Linked DNA regions of Mus musculus: region 1 is linked to region 2. The links are chromatin loops, found by intact Hi-C in ENCODE. Cell type or tissue: heart. All regions are shown on one strand. Each heading gives the region's core, and the rest is flanking DNA. Links, peaks and the distances in the headings are about the cores only.

Evidence for each region. A loop is a pair of places that touch in the nucleus more often than their neighbours do. Peaks named below come from ENCODE experiments on the same cell type or tissue, not always from the same donor. Only the 100,000 strongest peaks of a DNase experiment are listed, where the experiment ranks them.
Region 1: it touches region 2 in a loop (2.4-fold over the local background); 4 of 42 quality-filtered maps call a loop at or near these places.

What each region holds. Positions count from the first base shown.
Region 1 is chr1:131,769,564-131,772,474 of GRCm38, forward strand. It overlaps Slc26a9 (solute carrier family 26, member 9), which reads left to right. Exons shown (of 21, transcript NM_177243.4): 21 at 1-842. Among named protein-coding and RNA genes, the nearest start is that of Pm20d1, 26 kb to the right of the region's middle. In heart, for the core only: no CTCF peak of the experiment used is centred there; a DNase peak (open chromatin) is centred at 1,318.
Region 2 is chr1:131,826,343-131,829,253 of GRCm38, forward strand. Slc41a1 (solute carrier family 41, member 1) reads left to right here and starts at 1,670. Exons shown (of 11, transcript NM_173865.3): 1 at 1,670-2,051. In heart, for the core only: no CTCF peak of the experiment used is centred there; a DNase peak (open chromatin) is centred at 1,609; H3K4me3 peaks cover 1,976 bases; H3K27ac peaks cover 1,693 bases.

The DNA of each region.
Region 1 (2,911 bases), core at 270-2,769, 57 kb before region 2:
ACCCCATGGCAGCTGACTTCCAGCCTTTAGAGTGAGCTAAGAACAGAATGATAAGAGCACCTGTGCTAAGCTGGACTGCAGTTCAAATGTATCTGTGTCCTGAGTGATTCTGCCTTGGAAGGTTTCAGGCTGTGGTGGAACACAGAGATGAATGGGGTTACAATGGTGAAGCTTGTCCCTCCGGTTGCTCCTTCTAGTTGTTAGCTTTGTGCCTCAAAGACACTGTACTACTCACAACCCAGGAGTCTCTGTCTTTGTGCCCATTTCCCTCTCATTTTCCTAAGACTGCCCAGGCCCCCACTGCTGTCCAGCACTTCAGACTCTAGTGTGGACAGTGGGCAGGACCCTCAAGATTATCAGCACTACCTCTCCAGGGACAGCACACAAAGGGACCTGATTCCACCTTATGAATCTTCCCCGCCTGGAGGCCACCCCATCCTGGGGAACAGGTGACTGGCAGAATCCTGATACAGCAGCAGCTATTCTGCACAAAATCTTCTAAGGAACCCTCTTTACTGGATGAATGGAAGGAGTAATATGTTGCTAATGTAAACTCGGGCAAACTGGTGGATCCTAGGCCCTGACAGTCCACCTGACCTCGGAGCCCGTATTGCCTCACTTGGGAAATCTGTCCTGTCCATTTTCACTTGAAAGGACAGCTCAGTTGCACCCACCCCTATCAGCCTGTACCATCCAGAGCTGTGATGGTAGGTCCCAACAGGCAGGGGAGGAACTTCTGAGGTACCAACTTCATAGCCCTACTGTGTATAGATTTGAAGGATTGTTCCAGACTGGATCTCCCTCTACGTGGAACTCTTAACAATCTCCAGACATTTTTACCCTTAGGAAAATTGACAACAGGAGTGAAATTCTCAGGTAAACAAAGATTTCTTAGAGACATCCTACTGTTGACTTGAAAGTAAAAGGTCCTCTCTCTCTCTCTCTCTCTCTCTCTCCACACACACACACACACACACACACACACACACACACACACACACACACATCTTATAAAAACTAACTACCATAAAAGTACACAGAAAATCTGGCCTCTCTTCTTTGTTCTCCAAGCTCCTTCAATGTAATGACCCCTATCCCAACAGGTTGGGCCGGCCCAAATAGGAAAACAACCCAATTATTAGCTTCAGCCTGTCCGTCATTATGCGTCTCTGTGTTAATAAGCTAGTGAGCTAGTCTTCATAGAGTTAAAGAACAGGGCTCTGACAACGAGCCAACACATTCTTGGCCACAGCTGTTCCTTCTCAGTGAATTCATTATGCCATCTGGCTGCCAATGGAGCCCAAAACTTGGAAGGCAGAAAGACAATGTTATCTGGGATTCACTGTGCCCTGCACTCAAAGTGCTAAATTCCAGAAGGAAGAGAACCTCAGCCAATGACAATCTACCCTCCCCTACTCCACCTCCTCCAAAGTACAGGAAGCAGAGAAGGTCACAGAGCCTCAGGACATTATTAATCCCCTTTGAACCAAGTGTCTAGATCCCATTGACCTGCAGACCAGACCTGGGACTGAAAGGGATGGCAGACTCACAGTGGCCGGGTTTTGGAGTTTGGGGGTGTGGATCGGCAACATGTTGAATCTATATACACTCACAGAACCTATGGTGAATGTGTGGTTAGACATAGAGGGTGGAGGGGTACAAAAAAGGTGCTGAAGAAAACTCCACAGTCGCAACTCTTGGGGTAGAATATAAACATTACACAGACTGCTGCCCTGGACATGACTGAGGCAGGAAGGGAGGGTGTGTGTGAGGGAACAGTAATCCAGATTTCCCATACCTGTGCATGTTCTTACAGACACTGACCTAGGACATAGATTCCCTAGGAAGGCTGCAAACTTACCTCTTGAGATATTTGTATAATTTATTTAAATGCCAGTCTCCTTTATTTGTTTTGGTAATAAAGTGGTCTTGAAATGTGAATGTGTGTGTGTGAGAGAGAGAGAAATGAAGGGGTTTTAATGAGTGCCAAGAAGATCCTTCCAAACCAGGGCTCTGTGTCACCCTGAGAGGAGGCTGTGGGGTGTGAGGTTTCCTCACAAGTCTCCTAGCAAGACTGCAGATCTGTTTTCCTTGGAATGAATACATTTTGATGAGCCAGGCAAAGACCAAATTGGAAAGAGAAGACTGAGCTGAGGGCCCCACTTATTCAGTGCCACTTTGGAGAGGCAACTCTGTGCTTCTGTAACTAGAAAGGAAGTTTAACAGTTTGGGGTAGTGGTGCACACCTATAATCCCAAAACTTGGGAGCTAGAGGCAAGAGTATTAAGAGCTCTAGGCCATTCTTGGCTATATAAAGAATTTGGCATGAAACACTATCTCAAAACACACACACATGAGTGCACGCACACAGAGAGAGAAAGAGAGAGAGAGAGAGTCAAACCCTCCTCATACCTTCTGCAGACTCTCTCCTCATCAATTCTCCATCTGTGAAAAGTCTATTAGAGAGTGTGGTGGTTTGAATACACTTGTCCCAGGAGCAGCACTATTAGAAATGTGGCTTTGGAAGGAAGTATGCCACTTTAGGGGTGGGCTTTGAGACCCCTCCTCCTAGCCACATAGGAGACAATCTCCTCCTGATTGCCTTCAGAACAAGATGTAGAAGTCTCAGCTCCTCCAGCACTCTGCCTGCCTGGACACAGCCATGCTTCCGACCATGATGGTAATGAACTGAACCTGAACTTGCAAGCCAGCCCCAATTAAATGTTGTCACAATATAAGAGTTGCCTTGGTAATGGTGTCTCTTCATAACAATAAAATCCTAAGATAGAAGTTGGTACCGGGGACTAGGGTATTGCTGGGATAGGCCTGATTATGTTTTTGTTTAGAAGAATGTGGATTTGGGGACTTTGGATTTGGAAAGCAGTGAAATGCTTTAAGTGAGGCTTAATGG
Region 2 (2,911 bases), core at 249-2,748:
CACTTTCCCATATGTTCAGTTTACTTCGACTAAAAAGAAAAACTTTTCAAGTAGATAAAGAGTATGGGGGTGGAAATAAGAGAAGGACAAAGATTTTGTTTTTAAGTTGCTATTGGATGAAAGTTTTTGGCCTTGAGGCAGAGTCTCAACTGTATAACTCTAACTATGAGGCACTGTCTCTTGGTAGACCCAGACGACCTCATATTTGTAGAGTCTCCTGCTTCTGTCTCCCAAGGGCTAAGACTGCCAACACTCAGGCAGCCATATAATCAGTCTTAGTTTTCCTCTCAATCTATACTCATTGTGCACAAAAACTGGTCCTTCTGGCGAAGACCTAGTGTTGCCCAATCTAGGAGTAACTTCCATATCCAAACATAGACTTGGCTGTGAAACCAAAATTGGAGTTCAACTACAGTGACATTTGCTGGGCCCTTAAAAAATATAGACCTTTGATATCCTAGCAGCGGAGCTGAGCCCGGGGTTGCTGGATTAGCAGGTGGGGACAGGTTTTTGTGGCTACATTTGTTATCATTGTCCAAAGGAATGGCCCTCTCCAGTTGCTGTTGAGCATGTGTGCTCAGTAGCCAGCACTCTTTTTCTCTCCTATATACATCCTATCCTTATTCAACGGTCTAGAGAAATGCTCAATTGCCCCAAGGAACCTTTCTAGGGAAGAAAGTGACAGGAAAGGAACCTCTGGTCATAGGCTCTATGGTCTAGAAAAATGCTCAGTTGCCCCAAGGAACATTTCTAGGGAAGAAGGTGACAGGAAAGGAACCTCTGGTTATAGACTCTACCGATGAAGGGGGAAAGGCTGGAAATGGGAGTTCCTTTATAGGGAGGTCACATCCCCTTCACAAAAACAACCCAAAGAGAACTAACTGGTACTGATTTTGGATTGATGAAGTGAAGACACCCCAGGGAGGAAGTGGCAAAAGCGAGGATGAAAACACTTTGATTCCACAAGGTGCGTCAGGGAAAGTTGGCGTTCATTTCGCCCGGGATGGAGACTTCTCTCCCACGGGGCCACGATTGGGTCAAAGGAAACCCCCGCTCCCCTCCGCCCTTACCTCATTGGTGTGTGTAGCCCCAGCCATGAGTCTACCAAATTTTCCCTCCAGTCTGCCCATCCCCACCCCTATCAAGGCTGGAACTTTATTAAGGCAGATTAAGGTTCGGTCAGTCGCCCAGAGGAACAAGGAACCTGGAAGGAGAGATGAGGAGCCTGATGAATAGGAACTGTGCCCAGGAAGAAGGTAGGGACTGGGCGTGGAGAAGGAACACGCGATGGCTGCTGCGGCCCGGGCGATCGCCAGCTGGCCGGCTCAAAGGGGTGGTTTCGGGTCTTCTGGAAGGCCCAGAGGCTCACTAGAGATAGTCAAGATTCAGGAGTACATGCGTAGCAGAACGCTCGCCTTGAGAGGCCGTGGGAACTCAGGAGCGCAGCACCCGCCCGCGCTTGAGCACCGCGAGCCCACAACACCCTCCAATTCTGAGTTCCCGTCACTCTGCTGCGTTTTCCCCCTCACCCCGCCCCCAGCTCAAGAAACGCCGGGGAAATGGGCGGGGCCTGGGCGGGGCCCGCCCCTTTTCCTGCTCTGATTGGCTGATGCAGTTGTCCATCCTGACTCTATTCTTGATGGAGGGGGGTTACCACCCGCTCTGCCCCAGATCACGTTTGCCACCCACAGCCAAACACTCTTGTCCAAGTCCGCGGGCAAGAGGCGATTGGGGACGAGCGAGCTCGGCATCTCAGGCCCAGTCCGGTCCACACCAGCCCGAGGCGGAATATCCTGATCGCCCCCCACCAGGCCACCTCCCCTCGTGGAATCGGAGCGGCGGCCTCACAGGAAGGCAGAAGCGAAATGTAGCGAGCCGGGTGTCGCGGTTGGACGCTCGCCTTGCCTGGGGGTGTAGCGGGGAACACGCGGGGGCTCGAGGAGGACGGCTGAGGGGGAGGAGTGATGAGAAGAGGGGGTACCCTACATCCCCCAATTCCGCGGGCCCCTGCTACCACTCTCCAGGCGCCCTTTCTCCCCAGCAAGGCGCAGGTCAGTGTTGTTGGGTCTGGGAGGGAGGGAGACGAGGGCGGGGGACTCCAGGACGCAGTGCTTTTGCAGTCTTGAGTTGCCGGGAGTCGGCGGAAATCAACTAGGCACTCCTCCTCCCCACCCCTGTAGTTGGGGATACCTAAACCGGGCTTTTTTGTCCATCCCCGCTTGGAAAGGAGACGCGGCTTCCTAGAGCCTGAGGCCCATCGGTAGTGGCTTTACTGCTGATGTAGTTGAGAGACTGGCCTGCTCCCCTTGCTAGCCCCCTTCCAGGTCAAAGTGGCCTGCCAGAAAGACGGGAGGGAGGGGGCAGTCAGGTTTTAGCGAAGGAACTCAGAAACTTTGCTGGCTCGGGGGCGGTGGACTCAGACTGAGTGTTTCCTCTTGGCTGACTAGTGAGGATCTTTGAAAACAACGGTGCTGTGTTAAGGTGGCTTGGCTGGTGACCGAGTTAGTGGAAGACTCATAACTTGGGCCCTAGAGTTTGATTCTGCCTTAACCAAACTGGAGTTGACTAATTGTGAGTGTTTGGAATACTAACAGCCTGTTCATCATACCTGCAAAACCCTCTGGATTTTTTTTTTTTTTTTTTTTTACTATTGAGAGCCATGCTGGTGAAATGCAACAAGTTGGTGGCAATTCGTGGGGATTCCTTTAAGCTAAGAAAAGCAGGGCAGGCAAAGACAGACATGATTTGGGAGTAAATGCATATTAGCTTGTGACACTTGGATTTGCCTGACTTTGTTTTTCTTTCCTCTTTCTACACCTTTTACCGATGATATTTTTGTTTTTAAGAGTTACACCATGTCTGGCTGTCAGTAACCCGAGAGGAAAGGGGGAAGGCCAGGCAACCAAAAATG